3 separate regions of the Mus musculus genome follow, and regions 1 and 3 are each linked to region 2. The links are chromatin loops, found by intact Hi-C in ENCODE. Cell type or tissue: left cerebral cortex. All regions are shown on one strand. Each heading gives the region's core, and the rest is flanking DNA. Links, peaks and the distances in the headings are about the cores only.

Region 1 (5,561 bases), core at 562-5,561, 160 kb after region 2:
GGCAACCAACAGTCCTATTCAGTTATGATGCCTAAACTACATCAACATGCAGCATGGCGCAAGAACTCCAAGAGTACAAGAAGTGACACACATACCTTGGGAGTAATCAACAGATTTATAATTGTACCTAACACCTTATCAGCAAGAGGGAAACCATACCTGGTTCTGGAACTCTAGCTCACTACTCAGTGCTAGTGAACCCATGGTTATCGGGGAAGAATCTACAACCATCATTTTATCAAAACAGCACAGTTTCTAATAACAATCCAGAAACATTTGTCCTTATGCCCACAAATAAGTGTGGTCTTTACCCCTCATCCGGGAAGGAAACTTATCTTTGCAATAAAGAGAGACCACTGACAGAAAAACCACAACCAATCAAAATGGATACATCTACAAAACATTCCTGTAATTACTCAGTGAACATCACAAGACAGGAGGTATGTAAAGATAACCTCTCGTGCACCGTGTAAAGATGCTTTTTGTATTATTCAAATGCTGATTTCTCCGTTCCAATATCTGATTGAAATCCATACATGGCATTGTAATGATTATTCTAAGAATCTCAATGTTGGGTAAATATTGTTCACAACTTATTTTCTGGTTTGTCATTAAGAGCTGATCAACCAATGGCTGAGCAGAAGAAAGAATAAGGCTGGACTTCTGATCCCAGGAAGGGGATGGGGAAAGAATCGAGGATTCACCTTGAGAAAAAGATCCAGGAGACACCCTAGAAACACACCTTGGGGAGAGAACTAGATCAATACTAAAATGCAAATATCTCAGTGTCTGTGGCTGAGAAGTAGCTAGATTATCTCAGAGGATTGGAATAGATTAATAACTGCTCAGTTATTGTGCTGTAAAACTAGTTAAATAAATATAAAGAGTCTCTGTCTCATTTATTTAGGAGCTAACTGGGATAAAGAAAAAATATTACTTTTTAAATTGTTCTGACAGAGGTGGAATGATTTTAAGAGCTGGAGGATCAGGGAGTTTGCTGTGTGATTGTGTCATTTAGTAATGACAGAGCCTGCACCCATGACATCTCACCAGCATTACTATCCAATCTTGAATGAGCAAGTACAATACCAATGGGTATGCCAAAGTGAACAAGGAAAATCGCAGGAGGCCGCCCGCAACCCTACACAAAGCACTATAGGAGATCCAGAAAAGCTAGGAGCAGGAGAGGTCGTCTTCCCCTGGGAAGAGCACAACAGTTGGTTGTCCAGTGCCTGAAGGTGAGCTCTGAAAACATACATTCAAGTAAAATTATACAGACTGCATAGGTTATATTTAGAAATGTATATGTATAAATATTTATGCTTGAAGTACAATTGATGAAAAGAGTGACTATGAATTTGAAGGACCTCACATGAGAGAAATCTTTCTGACGTATAGAATCCCTTGTCAGGAGGGGATACCTTACACTTAAGAGATGTCCTTCCTAAGTATATGGAGGGCAGGGTTGGAGGTAGGAAAGGGAAGAGAGAAATATTCTAAAATAAATTTAAAAATTGCATTGGAGAAAGACAGCCTTATCAACAAATGGAGCTGGAGGAAGAGGATATTCCCATGTAGCATAATGGAAATATAAAATAATAAAATAAATAATAAAACCAGATCTTAATCTCACTTCTTCCACCAAAGTTAACTCTAGATGAACCAAGGACCTTAACGTAAGACTGCAAACTCCAAAGCTCATGGTAGGAACAGGGAGAATACTTTGAGATCTGGGCTCAATGAAGAAGGTTTAGAATAAGATTCTGTTTTGTTTGTGATGATGAAAAAGCTTCCATACTGTAAGGAGACAAGAGAATGGAAAGCCGAGGGATGAGGAGACTGCTCTTACCAGATGCTCCTCTGCCTAAGAATGTCTCGAGTGCAAAAGGGATTCAAAAACCAAATGGTCTAATGAAATGAACCCAAATTTCTCAAAAGATAAACTATTAATGAGCAGTAAACATGAAAACATGCTTATTTTCAGTAGCCATCGGGGAAAGGCAAACTTACCTTCCACTGCGATTCCATCTCAAGCATTTCGGATGGAACGTGACCGTGAGCATCCATTGTAAGCATTACTGTGGAGGGTCCTCAGAAAACTAAAACTAGATATACTGTGCGCCTCAACCTTTTACCTCCTGAGTGTTTAGCAAGGATGTTTAAATCAGCACATCACAGAGATACTTGTGCATCAAATGTTTATTACATCAGTATTCAAAATAGTTATCATGGAGTAACTTTGGTACTTGTCAACAGAAGAATCGGTAAAGAAAATATACCTATGTGTTGGTGAATATGGATGTGAACGTACTATCATTTTGACTCATAGCCTTAAGATTTCCACCATTCAAACTTTCCTCCTCCTCTGACATTAGACCTGTCACCCCTTCCTAGGTTTACATTTTCACCAACTCTAGTTTTCCATGAATTTCTCTGGTACCCAGATGCGATGCCACTTGGGCATTGCTCATTTTACACCCTTGCTGGTTTATGACCTCACATGAGAGAAATCTTTCTGAGGTATAGAATCCCTTGTCAGGAGGGATACCTTACACTTAAGAGATGCCCTTCCTAAGTGAAGAAAAGGCCCCTGGGAACAGCAGAGACTGAGCACTCAAACAGGACACAGCATTGTATACACTTTGAGGACAAGTTAAATACTGGTGTTGAAATTAGCTAACTGGAAATATTTAAATAAGCATTAGCTGTATTGTCTTTGCATATTGTGAAAACCAAACAAAATCACAGTTCAAATGATAGCTGTAGTTTATCCTCTGTATTTAAGTGATTTACTACATTATAAAAGCTAGCTTTATATCTTTAAAAATAAGTAGAAAGGAATAGATACCTCAAAAGAATTTGTAATGCACAAAATAGCCTTTTATATCTCATTAGTGCCATCTTCTGGCTGTGAACTATATAACGTTTGCCATGGATTTATGAAAAATATTAAGATACCATTTCTATACATTTTACTAGAACTCAAAACCATGAATATTCTTTCTCCACCTGTGAGATTGCAGTGGCTAGCAGCAACACTGGCTCTTCTGCCCCTCACCTCTCTCTTTCCAGAGTTTCCTCGCTCAATCTTCCCCACTACTACCAGTGAGAATTTAAACTGGTTCATCCACATAGGAAGTAAGCGTTGCTACAAACAGCAAAGTAAAAGTAAACTACCATGTGCCAGCTGTACCACTCCTGTCTGTGTACACCAAGCACTGTAAGCCCTATCAGAGAGATGCTCGCACACCTTAATCCTGCTATCTATGGCAAGGATGGGGTATGCAGCCTAAGGGAAGGAGTGAAGGTTGCTGACTACAGTTGTCTGGCCTGCCCACTGCTAGATTCCATTCCATCCGCATGGTCTTCAGGCTAAGTAGACCTTTGTATGACTTGCTCAGTGAGAGCAGGAAACATAATTACAAGATCCATGTTGGGGCCTTTGTCTGATCCTGCCCAGCTTTCCTACCTCTGCCACTGTGCTGACCACAGCCTCTGCTAAACATGCAGTGACTTTCTCTGGGTGTTGCTTTCCTTCTACAATACTCTCCAGGAAAACAAAAAGGCTTCAACTTCAGAATATTTTTCCCAGTGTCATTTGCTTGTTTTAGAGGGTTTAAATATATAGACTCATGTACATATGAGATTATATCCTTTGTAAAACACCCTCATGCATCATGTTTCTTGACATACATACAAACTTTACACATATTCAGTATGCCCAAGCAATCCTCTAAGCTGAGGCCAGGTTATTCTGGATCTTTTCAGAAAGGTAAAAAGCCTTGCCATTACATCCCTTCAAGTGTAAAGTTTCCATGAAGAACCAGAACTGAGCAGAAGAGAGAACATGGGGCTTTAAAATGCTAAGGAAATGATAATTATGCATCTTACAATACTGTATTGATGGTTATTGAAACCAGATCTTCCATGATGAGTAGCTTATCTGCAAAAGCTTATGTCTGTTCTTGCCAATAGCACTGGCAACTCTAGGAGATCTCTAAAGGCCTGTTGCTCTGAAAACTTTGTGACTACTGTGTCACTTGTTGGCATTGGCTTTTTTAAAACAAAATATTCAGGAAGGAGTTTAAAAACAAAATTCAAGAAAAACCCAAACAACCCACTAAAACCATGGTGCACACGTAAGGCACTTACTCTCTATTTCACAGTAATTTCATGGATGCTATTTTATCACTAGAAGTAACCAGAAAAGACTTGGACTCCTACTTGTTTCTTGTGCTACACTTTTGGCCTCTAGAGACCAATTCCAGGAACAGGAAGATGACAAGTACAACTGGTCAGATGTTTGTTCCCTGAAATAAACAGAGAGGTCACCACTGGAGAAAGGCTATTATATTTCATTTGGTAGGGCTACTAAACCAAGTATATGCTCAAGGCTTCTGGAAGATGGACAGAAGAGGCCAGGAAGTCCGTAGCAGTTTTCTCAACGTGGTTTCACATGGGTTTTCCTTGCTCTTTGTCCTAAGAAGCTTTTCATTTTCTTTTTTTTTTCTTTTTTTTTTTTAATTACGTATTTTCTTCAATTACATTTCCAATGCTATCCCAAAAGCCCCCCCCCCCCACTCCCCTACCCACCCATTCCCATTTTTTGGCCCTGGCATTCCCCTGTACTGGGGCATATAACGTTTGCCTGACCACTGGGCCTCTCTTTCCAGTGATGGCAGACTAGGTCATCTTTTGATACATATGCAGCTAGAGTCAAGAGCTCCGGGGTACTGGTTAGTTCATAATGTTGTTCCTCCAATAGGGTTGCAGATCTCTTTAGCTCCTTGGATACTTTCTCTAGCTCCTCCATTTGGGGGCCCTGTGATCCATCCAATAGTTGACTGTGAGCATCCACTTCTGTGTTTGCTAGGCCCCAGCCTAGTCTCACAAGGGACAGCTATATCACCGTCCTTGCAACAAAGGCTTGCTAGTGTATGCAATGGTGTCATCGCTTGGAGGCTAATTATGGGATGGATCCCTGGATATGGCAGTCTCTAGATGGTCCATCCTTTTGTCTCAGCTCCAAACTTTGTAACTCCTTCCATGGGTGATTGTTTCCAATTCTAAGAATGAGCAAAGTGTCCACACTTTGGTCTTCGTTCTTCTTCAGTTTCATATGTTTTACATATTGTACCTTATATCTCGCTATACTAAGTTTCTGGGTTAATATCCACTTAACAGTGAGTACATTTCATTTGAGTTCTTTTGTGATTGGGTTACCTCACTCAGGATGATGCCCTCCAGGTCCAACCATTTGCCTAGGAATTTCGTGAATTCATTCTTTTTAATAGCTGAGTAGTACTCCATTGTGTAAATATACCACATTTTTTTGTATCCATTCCTCTGTTGAGGGACATCTGGGATCTTTCCAGCTTCTGGCTATTATAAATAAGGCTGCTATGGACATAGTGGAGCATGTGTCCTTCTTACCGGTTGGGACATCTTCTGGATATATGCCCAGGAGAGGTATTGCGGGATCCTCTGGTAGTACTATGTCCAATTTTCTGAGGAACCGCCAGACTGATTTCCAGAGTGGTTGTACAATCTTGCAATCACAC
Region 2 (5,000 bases), core at 1-5,000:
TGAAATTTCTAACTCTATGTAGTAGATAGTAATACCTGATTTCTTCTACTATCTCTCTTTCAATACTAGAGGCAATTCATCGGAATAGGTAACATTCTTATAAAATTCCAAGCCCAGGGTGGGCTGAAGGGCTGCCTAGGACATTGGTGAAAGCCAGGAAGCAAAGTTTAATCTAACTTAAGGTATCTGACAAATCATTGCTTGGAGACACCTATAATAAAACAATACTGAAAGAAAGTGCACTGTCCATGCACTGACTAACGCAAGGACAAGTTTGGAGCATTCATGCTATGGGATGCCAAGACTCCAGGAGACTAAGTTTCTGTGAAACTTTTTGCCCCAGGGCTGCGTCCATGCTTTTGGGCTTGCCACACAGACTTCACTGGAGTGGGTGTGGCAGTAATCCCCATGCTTCCTTGATTGCTACAAAATACAGAATTAAAATGCTTACACTAAAGATAAGATTTCCATTTAGACACTGTGTATTCATTTAAGAATAGAGTTCTGCCAAGTGAATATGGTGCCAAAACTTATAATCCTAGGATAGAGAGGCTGAGAAAGGAAGGAGTTTGAGATCAATCTGGACTACAGAGTTAAGATGTCTCAATTGTACATTTTGTGTGTGTGTGTGTTTGCCAAACACCAATACCATGTATTTTAAACTCAAAGATGGGCAAACAAAATGTACAACCTGTTCAAAATGTGAGCAAAGCACCCTATTTGTGGTCTTCTGTTTCGTATGCACTGAAGAATAAAACATCTTAAACAGCAAACAGTGCCAGGAATGCAGAAATGCCGCTTGAGAAAAATCTTACAAAACAACAAATTGATAGCAACAGCACTTACTTGTTTCACATGTGTTTATTTAGATCAGGGAGCAGATGAATAGAACTTCCAGTGAGCTCTCAAATAATGCGGACTAGAAAAACGGGCCAGGAGTAGAAGGCAGAAGAAACGGCTGGACAAACCATGGGGAGGCATGGATTTGTGGAGGGTGAGGGAGGAAGGGAAGGGCAGGAAGGGGGGCGGGGTTCCTGATGTGGGTCTCACTTGCAACAACGGGAAGATCTGTGTTCAGAGATAGGCAAGGTAGGCAAGGCGATTGTGGGTGTTAGGGAGCTCAAGAAGTCCTAAACCAAAATGGGGTTTACTGCAGCCAAACAGACTGACATAAGACCTGGAACGTGGTGGTGGCCTTTATAGTCCTCTATAGAGAATGCAAGGTCAGGACTGGCTTTCTTTGGTTCAGGGCGGCTTCTTGTTTAGGAGTTGTTGAACACTCTGAGCTCAACCGTCCTTCTGGCCAGAAACTGAGCGATTTTGTTAGAACAATGTTACTTAACCAAAGAGCTCTGTCCTGTAGGGGAAAACCTAGGCGAACTCCAACGCCCAGACCCTGGGGAAGGCTACACCTCTTGCAAGTCCTGCTCAGGGGCGCGCGGGCTGGGCTGCACGTGGACAGCGCAAGATTGCCTAGACTGCACGCTCGCCATCCTTGTTTCACGGTCGCCATGACGACGAGGCTGCCCGCAACGGTGGCTGGTCGTTGAGGCTGCCTGGTGGTGTGTCCGCCCCCCGGACATTGCCCAGCGGTGATCCAGCTCCATCCACCTGATCACGGGCTATGAGAAGATGGTGGGGCCGACAAGGAGTAAGCTCAGGGAAGGGAGCTCCGACAGGCCACAATCCTCCTGCACGGGGCAGGCGAGGAGGAGGTGGAGCGCAGCGACCATGGAGCCCCAGCAGGAGCGAAGCGCGCCCCAGGAGAGAACGAAGTGGTCGTTGCTGCAGCATTTCCTCCTAGGCGGCAGGAAACTGCCCTCGGGTGCTCGCAACTACGCGGCGCGGAGGATCCAAAGTCTGAACGCACAAAATTACTTTCAGCTGGAAGAGGTCGCCAAGCTCCTTCTTCTTAACCGCTTCCAATTCCTCTTCACTCTCCTGGACCACTTTCGCGAAAAGGTGCAGGCACTGCAGATGCATCGGTTCTCCCACAGGACCCTCTTTGGCCTAGGTGAGCCGAGTCTGCTCAGTGTTCCAGCCGAGGCTGTGCAGGGTTTTTCTCCCAGCGTAGAGACTTGAAGGGTTTGTTTGGGTCTTGGAGATTTGGTCCACTAGTGTTTGGATTGTTGGATGAGTTGGTGGCGAGATCTGAGAATTGCATGCCAGGAATTCTCAGACTTCTAGTTCTTGTTTTAAACTTTTTTTTTTTTTTTTTTTTTTTTTTTTTTTTTTTGCGAGATTTTCCAACTTAGTGGTCACCTACACGCCAACAAAAAGTTATCCTAATCAGAGCGTAGAAGAGGTTGTCTACTATCTGGATGGAATTAGGTTTCTTCGTTTTTTGAAATAAAAGGTCCTTAGCTGAGATCACCAATAGTGGAGGAAGGAGGAGGGTAGATATGTTAAACCTGCTGACAGGCACTTATTTCCATCCTGCTGAGCAACTCAGGGTGGGGGAGGGGGCTTCGCACTTCTTCCATTTATTCCTCTAATTTTCTGTAGCTTTCTACTGTAACTCAAATATTGCTGTTGTCTGGTATTTGAGCCTAGCTGCTGATATAAACACTTCAATTCAAGTTGTTGTCACCTCCTCCCATCCTGACCTATTTGAATGCTGATGTAAAAATAAGATGAGTTGCCACATTGAAGTGCTAACAGCAGTAATTAAGGAAGAGTTGAAATTCATATTTAGATTTCCATCTGATGTTTATGCCAGCAGACCCACGCCAAGTCCACAATCAACATGGATTGTTTTCCCAAGTCCAAGTTCCAGTGTTCCAAGAGTTACACGCAGGAGTTACCCCTGAGCGGCTAGTGAAATAATAGCTCACATTACTGAGTGAATGTTCAGGAGAGACAGTTAATACTTTAGAGTGGATGTAAGATGCTGTATCAGAGAGGACTTTTAGAAAAGGATAGAACCTGAGTTTTAGGAAAGGGCTAGTGTTTGGATGTGTGGGGCTGTTAAGTGGGGGATGTGTGTGTGATGCTTACAGAAGGGCAGGATCCAGGTCCTAACAGTAAGACAGCATGGTGTAAGAACAAAGTCTAGTAGAAGGAGGAGGCTGTGGGGAGCAGTCCAGCTCAGAACTGGGTGTGAGGGATTTGAACTCATTCCGTGTGAAGGCATGGATTCTTTTCTTTCTTTTTAAATTACGTTTTAATCCTAGATTTTAATAAAATCACATCATTTCTATCCTCCCCTTCTTCTTCCCTCACCCTCTCATGCATTTCCCTTACTCTCCTCCTTCTTTAAATGTTACACACACACTGATACCTAAGTCCATAAATACAACCTTCTCAGTCCATATAATGTTACTTGGATGCATATGTTTTCAGAGCTAACCATTTGATACCAGATAACCAGGTGGTGTGCTATTCCCTGGGAAGGCTGTTCTCTTTGAAACTTTTTAATGAGCTACTATAACATAAAATGTGCACTTTATATAAAAATAGCATTATATATATATATATATATATATATATATATATATATTTAAGACATGATTTGTTCACGTTAATGAGAACCGTCCATGGCACTTGGTAGCTAAGTGATGTTGGCAATGAGTCTTTCAACCTTGGAAGGCTGCTTGATCAGAGTGTGCGTTTGAGAGTGTGAGGGTTGAAGTGTCTACTGTGGACTGGAGATGGGCTGAGAAAGAATAGATGGATAATTCGTACTAGGAGCAGGCTTCCACGCTCTCAATGACAGTGGCACGGGAATGGGTAGAAGACACTGATGAAGAGGGCAGCCAGGGAGACTGAGGAGGAGCAGCAGAGGCAGGAAGGGAGTGGGGATTGTGGATTGAGCATCATTCACTTCTAAGCGAAAGCAGAAGCATTGGACTGCAAGGAGAGATTCCCAAGCTAAGCACCACTAAACAGAAAGGAAAAAGGAAGATATCAGATACTTAAAAGTGGGCAACTTTTTAAGGTTAACTTGAATAGACAAGTGGGAAAGGAAAGCTGAGCTATACATAAATAGACCTTGGGTGGGAGGTGGTCCAGAAGGTGATGAGAGACAGCAACAGGTTTTGAGGATCTTTAGAATGATAGATGGATTGGTCACAGATTTGGCTGTGTGTGCGTGTGCACTTGCTCATGCACGTGACTATGGGGTATGCACACTACTCAGCCAGGCTGTGATTTTCTGTCACTCTCTATCTCACTTGCTTGAGATAGGTTCCCCAATGAAATATAATCATTCTGTCTAGGTTAACTGACCAGCAACCTTTCAGAATCTGCTTGTCATGGCCTCCTAAACTTGGTTTATAGAATATGTAGCCACACCTGGCTTTGTCACATGGGTCCGGGGGATCTGAACTTAGGTCCTCAGGCTTGCAGGACTCTGTCATACCCTCAAGCCATTTCCTCCATCTTTTTATTTTAAAATGTAGTTTTAAATATTTCCCAGTATATATCAAGACTGGGGAAGAAGAAATAGATATAGTCAAATAGAACAACCTCTGTCATTATTGTATAAACTTCATCTCAGAACAGTTTTGTTCAGGTGAGGGTTTCATTTCAGAGTGGTGCAGAGGGCATTTGCATTTGGTTTCTGTGAGGGATGGCGTAGTCTCTATTGATCATCGTTTTTATAACCTTTCTAAAATATAAAGAACATTTTTAGTTTGAGGATATTACAAAAAAACAGATCATAGGTTATACTTTGCCCATGCTGATTTAAGCAAATCTGAGAGGAATTTAAGATGAGCCCAGCATATCCCAGTTATATAGGCAAAGAGGAGTTGTGTTAGGGATTTCAACATGACAATTTTATGTTTCTGCATTGGGTTGTTTTGCATTTATTCTGTTAGCCCAGATGAATAGCTTTTTTTAAAAGGTATTTTAGGAAGGTTGTATTGAAGTATCTTGTCAAGTGATCTTGGGGCAGCCATAGGGTAAGACTTTGAGTCCTACTACAAAGTCTCTGTGGGAGTTCTGCAATAGCTGAGTGAGGTAACCTTTCCATGACAGCAAGGACAGGATCAAAATCA
Region 3 (5,561 bases), core at 562-5,561, 150 kb after region 2:
CCTTCAAATCACAGGCATATTTGAGGAAAAAGAATGCCAACTCAATGACATGGATCAGATATTCAACAAGGTCACAGAAGAAAACTTCCTAAAAGTAAGGAAAAGCATGCCCATACACATACAAGAAGCACACAGGAAACCAAACAGACCAGACTAGAAAGAAAACCCCCACAACATATCATAGTTTAAAACACTAAGTATATATAACACTAAGTATAATATATATATATTAAAGGACACAGACACACACACACACAAAATCCACAAGTAACATTATGAAGGGAAAACCACCAGCATAACAGCTGATCTTTTATCAATGGAAAATTTGAACTCTAGAAGAGCCTGGAACAAATAAATACATTTTAAATAAAAAAATACAATGACAACTAATTTAGACTAATATGCCCTGCAAAACTATCTGCCATAATTGAAAGAGAAGGAAAAATTTAGCATGATTTAAACAGTCTAAAAATGTTACATACAATACCAAACCAAAACACCTAAAAAAATACACAAAGCAATATTTTACACTTAAAAGAGGAGTGAGCACAGACAAGATTTTTGGAAAGAAATATCAAGACCTAATTATTAAGGCACAAAATGACACTAAGAAAACAAAAAATGATGCCAAATTTAACAACATGTTTGAAGTTTACACACACATTTAAACCTTACCCTTAAGTATAAATGGCTTCAATTGTCTAATCAAAAGACAAAGACTGACTGATTTGATCAAGAAACAAAAATGCATATTATCTGTTGCCTCCAAGAAACACTGTTTCGTTTAAAGATAGGTACCATGGTAGAGTAAACGGATAAATGAAAGTACTCCAATCAAATGGGACCAGGAAGATATCAGGTGTCATTATCCTAGAAGCTGACAAAATAGAAATCATACTAAATTAATTCTAATCAAAAGATCAGTCACCCAAGAAGATATTACTTTCCTAAAAAATATATAAACTAAACTTTGGTGCATGAAGTGTCACTAAAAAGTGTATTATTGCATTATTAGATTTAAAGACATAGATTAGTATCAACACATTAATACAAGGTGATTGTCATATTCCACTTTCTCCAAAAGACGGGTCATCTGAACAAAAAATAAATAGAGAAACATCAGAATAATTTGATGCCATACATCAAAATGAATCTAAAAGATTCCCTATAGAATCAAACACCAAATGATACACGTTCTACTCAGCAGCACATACATACTGTGACTCAAAATCCAAATCATTTCAAATTTGAAAAGATTGAAACAACTCTGATTTTCTGACTACAGTTCAATAAAATGTAAAATCAACAGCAAACTAATCTAGCAAATACAGAAACTCTCGGAGATTAAACAACTCATGGTTCACTGATGAATGAGTAGAAGAAATAAAAAGATAAAAATTTACTCAAGACAAAAGAAAATTACAACAAGATGACAAAACCTTTGTATACATTGATAGCAGTTGTATGAAAGAAATTAAGAAATTTATAGTATAAGTGTCTACATAAACAAATAAACAAAAAGAAAAGGCCAAATAAATTACTTAATGTTGTAACTCAAAATCTGGAAAAATAAGAACAAGCAAAATCTAAACCCAGTCAGCAAACAGAGCAGAAATTAAGTAAAAATAAACAAAACAATACAAAGAATCATTGAATAAAATGGCTTTAATGAAATTGGCAGACCCTTTGCCAAACTAACCAAAAAAAAAAAAAAAAAAAAAAAGAGAGGGCTCCAAATAATAGAATAAGAACAGTCACCAAAGGAACTCAGAATATCAGAGTTTAATAAATTGTACTCCATTAAGCTATTAAAACTAAAAGAAATGGATAAATATATAGGTTCAATTAAAGACCAAAAATAAGCCAAGGAGAAGTCAACAACCTAAATAGACCCATAATAATATTATTATGGAATAATAATAATTTTAAAACCATCCAGCATTAAAAAAAGTTCAGGAGAAGATAAATTTACAGCAGAATTCTACCAGATTTTAAGAGATATAAAGCCAGTCATTTTTTTCTTTTTTAATATTTTTTATTAGGTATTTTCCTCATTTACATTTCCAATGCTATCCCAAAGTCCCCCATATCCCCCCACTCCCCTACCCACCCACTCCCACTTTTTGGCCCTGGCGTTCCCCTGTACTAAGGCATATAAAGTTTGCAAGTCCAATGGGCCTCTCTTTCCACTGATGGCCGACTAGGCCATCTTTTGATACATATGCAGCTAGAGACAAGAACTCTGGAGTACTGGTTAGTTCATAATGTTGTTCCACTTATAGGGTTGCAGATCCCTTTAACTCCTTGGGTACTTTCTCTAGCTCCTCCATTGGGGGCCCTGTGATCCATCCAATAGCTGACTGTGAGCATCCACTCTAGTGTTTGCTAGGCCCTGGCATAGTCTCACAAGAGACAGCTATGTCAGGGACCTTTCAGCAAAATCTTGCTAGTGTATGCAATGGTGTCAGCGTTTGGAGACTGATTATGGGATGGATCCCTGGATATGGCAGTCTCTAGATGGTCCATCCTTTTGTCTCTGCTCCAAACTTTGTCTCTGTAACTCCTTCCATGGGTGGTTATTTCCAATTCTAAGAAGGAGCAAAGTGTCCACACTTTGGTCTTCGTTCTTCTTCAGTTTCATGTGTTTCACAAATTGTCTCTTTTATCTCGGGTATACTAAGTTTCTGGGCTAATATCCACTTATCAGTGAGTACATATCATTGGAGTTTTATTGTGATTGTGTTACCTCACTTAGGATGATGCCCTCCAGGTCCAACCATTTGCCTAGGAATTTCATAAATTCATTCTTTTTAATAGCTGAGTAGTACTCCATTGTGTAAATGTTCTACATTTTCTGTATCCATTCCTCTGTTGAGGGACATCTGAGTTCTTTCCAGCTTCTGGCTATTATAAATAAGGCTGCTATGAACATAGTGGAGCATGTGTCCTTCTTACCGGTTGGGACATCTTCTGGATATATGCCCAGGAGAGGTATTGCGGGATCCTCCAGTAGTACTATGTCCAATTTTCTGAGGAACCGCCAGACTGATTTCCAGTGTGGTTGTACAAGCTTGCAGTCCCACCAACAATGGAGGAGTATTCCTCTTTCTCCACATCCTCACCAGCATCTGCTGTTACCTGAATTTTTGATCTTAGCCATTCTGACTAGTGTGAGATGGAATCTCAGTGTTGTTTTGATTTGCATTTCTCTGATGATTAAGGATGCTGAGCATTTTTTTTTCAGGTGTTTCTCAGCCATTCGGTATTCCTCAGGTGAGAATTCTTTGTTTAGCTCTGAGCCCCATTTTTAATGGGGTTATTTGATTTTCTGGATTACACCTTCTTGAGTTCTTTATATATATTGGATATTAGTCCCCTATCTGATTTAGGATAGGTAAAGATCCTTTCCAAATCTGTTGGTGGCCTTTTTAAGCAGAATATACTTACATGGTCTGAAACACCACAGATTTTAGATGTCAGAAATTTCAAAATAATTGTTCCACACCACCAAAAACAGCCTTGGATTAGCTAGAAAATAAATAGGATATGACTCAGTTAAAAATATTCAATGCTATGGGTAGAAGAGCACGACTAAATCATGTGAGATGCACCAGTGTGCTGGGAAGAGGGAATGGCAAGACAAGGAAAGCCCTTTACAGTTCTGTTCATTAGCAAGGAATTAAATTTGATAACACCGTGACACTGTTATACCTAAAACATCAGAGTACTACATATCCTAAATCTAAAAATAATTCTAAAAAAACCAAACCAAACAAAAAAACTTCCCTTTAGTCTCTTTGAAGATATAGACAATTTTATTCCTAAACATTATCCTCAGCTAACTTGAGACCCATGCTATGTGAGAGAGCCAATCCCTGACATTGCTAAAAATATTCTGCTATGCTTGCAGAGAGGAGCCTAGCATAATTGTCTCCTGAGAGGCTTCATCCAGCAGCTGATGGAAACTGGTGCAGAGTCCCACAGCCAAACATCAGGAGAAACTAGAGAAGTCTTGTGGAAGAGTAGGGTTAGGATCGAAGTAGATGGAGTGGTCAAGGACACCACAAGAAGACCTACAGTGTCAAATAACTCTAGGGGCTCACAGAGACTGAACCACCAACCAACAAGCATGCAGGGGTTGGACCTATGGCTCCTACATATTGTAGCAGATGTGTAGTTTTTTCTTCATATGGGTCCCCAAACAATTGGAGCAGAGGCTGTCTCACACTTAGTTGCTTGCCATTAGACCCCTTCCCCCTAACTGGACTGCCTGAGTGGATCTCAGTAGGAGAGGATGTACTTAGTCCTGCAGCAACTTAATGGGTGGGTGGTGCCCAAAGGGGACTTCACCTTCTTTGAGGAGAAGGGTACAGAGTAATGGTGGGGGAGGGACTTATGAGAGTGGGACTGGGAGGAGAAGAGGGAGAAGAGTGCTGTGACCTGGATATAAAGTGAATAAAGAAAGAAATTAATGAAAAAGAAAATCAATTAGGAAACAATTTACCCAAGAATTGAAGTTAACAACTGACAAGAGGAGACCATAAAACAAACACTTCTGCAAAGAATAGAAACTTTGTCTGATATATATCAAACAGAGTTTGAAAGAGGATTAATATTTAGAATATACAAAGAATGAGAGAGAGACAGACAGAGAGAGAGACAGAGAGAGAGAGAGAGAGTCATTAGAAAAATGAGCCTAGGATCTGAATAGATAATTCTCAAAAGAAGAAAGATGTGTTTAAGAAATGTCTTCTCCCCAAAATCATCAACCCTAGTAATTGGTGAAATGGAAATCAAAACAACTTTGATATTTCATGTTACCCCAGCCGGAATGGCAAAGATCAACAAAACAACTGACAACAAATGCTGGGGGACTAACAGTGGTATTGCAAATCGGTGCAGCCACAGAAATCCATTTGGGGAATTCTCATAAAGCTGAAAATGTAACTATGCGCCCAAAGAACTCAGCACCCTACTTCACAGATACTTGCTCGGCTGTGTTCATTTATACTCTATTCACAAGAGCTAGGAAATGAAAACAACCTAAATGTCCTTCAACAGAGGAATGGATAACAAAAGTGTGGTACATATGAACTATGGAATATATTCAGCTGTAAAGAAAAATAAAATCATAGAGGCAAACGATCTGGAACAGATCGTGTTGCATGAGGTCACCTCGACTCAGAAACACAAACTCCATGTGTCCTGTTTCATTTGAGGCTCCCATCTCCATATCTTCAGATGTGATGACACAGCCTGTATTAACTATAAAACTCAGGAAAGTAAAACAAGACTATTGCTAGAATAGGTGTTTGGGAAGCAAAAAAGAGGGTAGTGACTGGTGACAAGTGATCTGATAAGGGAGATGGTGAAGAGAGGACTCTAGGAAGTGGGTAGGAAGTAAAACAAAAAGAAGCAAGATAAAGTAACAATAAGGATGCCTGAATATCCACAGGGAATCATACTATTAGCTATCAAAACATCGGTAATATGCATAGTCCTGTATATAAATACACATATATAGCTTTAATGAGCTTTTTTCTCTTTCTGACTGGGCTCCT

Evidence for each region. Peaks named below come from ENCODE experiments on the same cell type or tissue, not always from the same donor. Only the 100,000 strongest peaks of a DNase experiment are listed, where the experiment ranks them.
Region 1: a loop joins it to region 2, with 3 times the contacts of the local background. A loop is called at or near these places in 6 of 42 quality-filtered maps.
Region 3: it touches region 2 in a loop (3-fold over the local background); 6 of 42 quality-filtered maps call a loop at or near these places.

The regions. Positions count from the first base shown.
Region 1 is chr9:24,535,695-24,541,255 of GRCm38, reverse strand. No RefSeq gene overlaps it. Among named protein-coding and RNA genes, the nearest start is that of Dpy19l1, 35 kb to the right of the region's middle. In left cerebral cortex, for the core only: a CTCF peak has its summit at 2,894 (motif pointing left); a DNase peak (open chromatin) is centred at 2,930.
Region 2 is chr9:24,692,796-24,697,795 of GRCm38, reverse strand. It overlaps Dpy19l2 (dpy-19-like 2 (C. elegans)), which reads left to right and starts at 1,503. Exons shown (of 22, transcript NM_001166207.1): 1 at 1,503-2,014. The coding sequence starts at 1,633. In left cerebral cortex, for the core only: a CTCF peak has its summit at 2,123; DNase peaks (open chromatin) are centred at 1,572 and 2,104; H3K4me3 peaks cover 831 bases.
Region 3 is chr9:24,542,364-24,547,924 of GRCm38, reverse strand. No RefSeq gene overlaps it. Among named protein-coding and RNA genes, the nearest start is that of Dpy19l1, 42 kb to the right of the region's middle. In left cerebral cortex, for the core only: no CTCF peak of the experiment used is centred there; no DNase peak of the experiment used is centred there.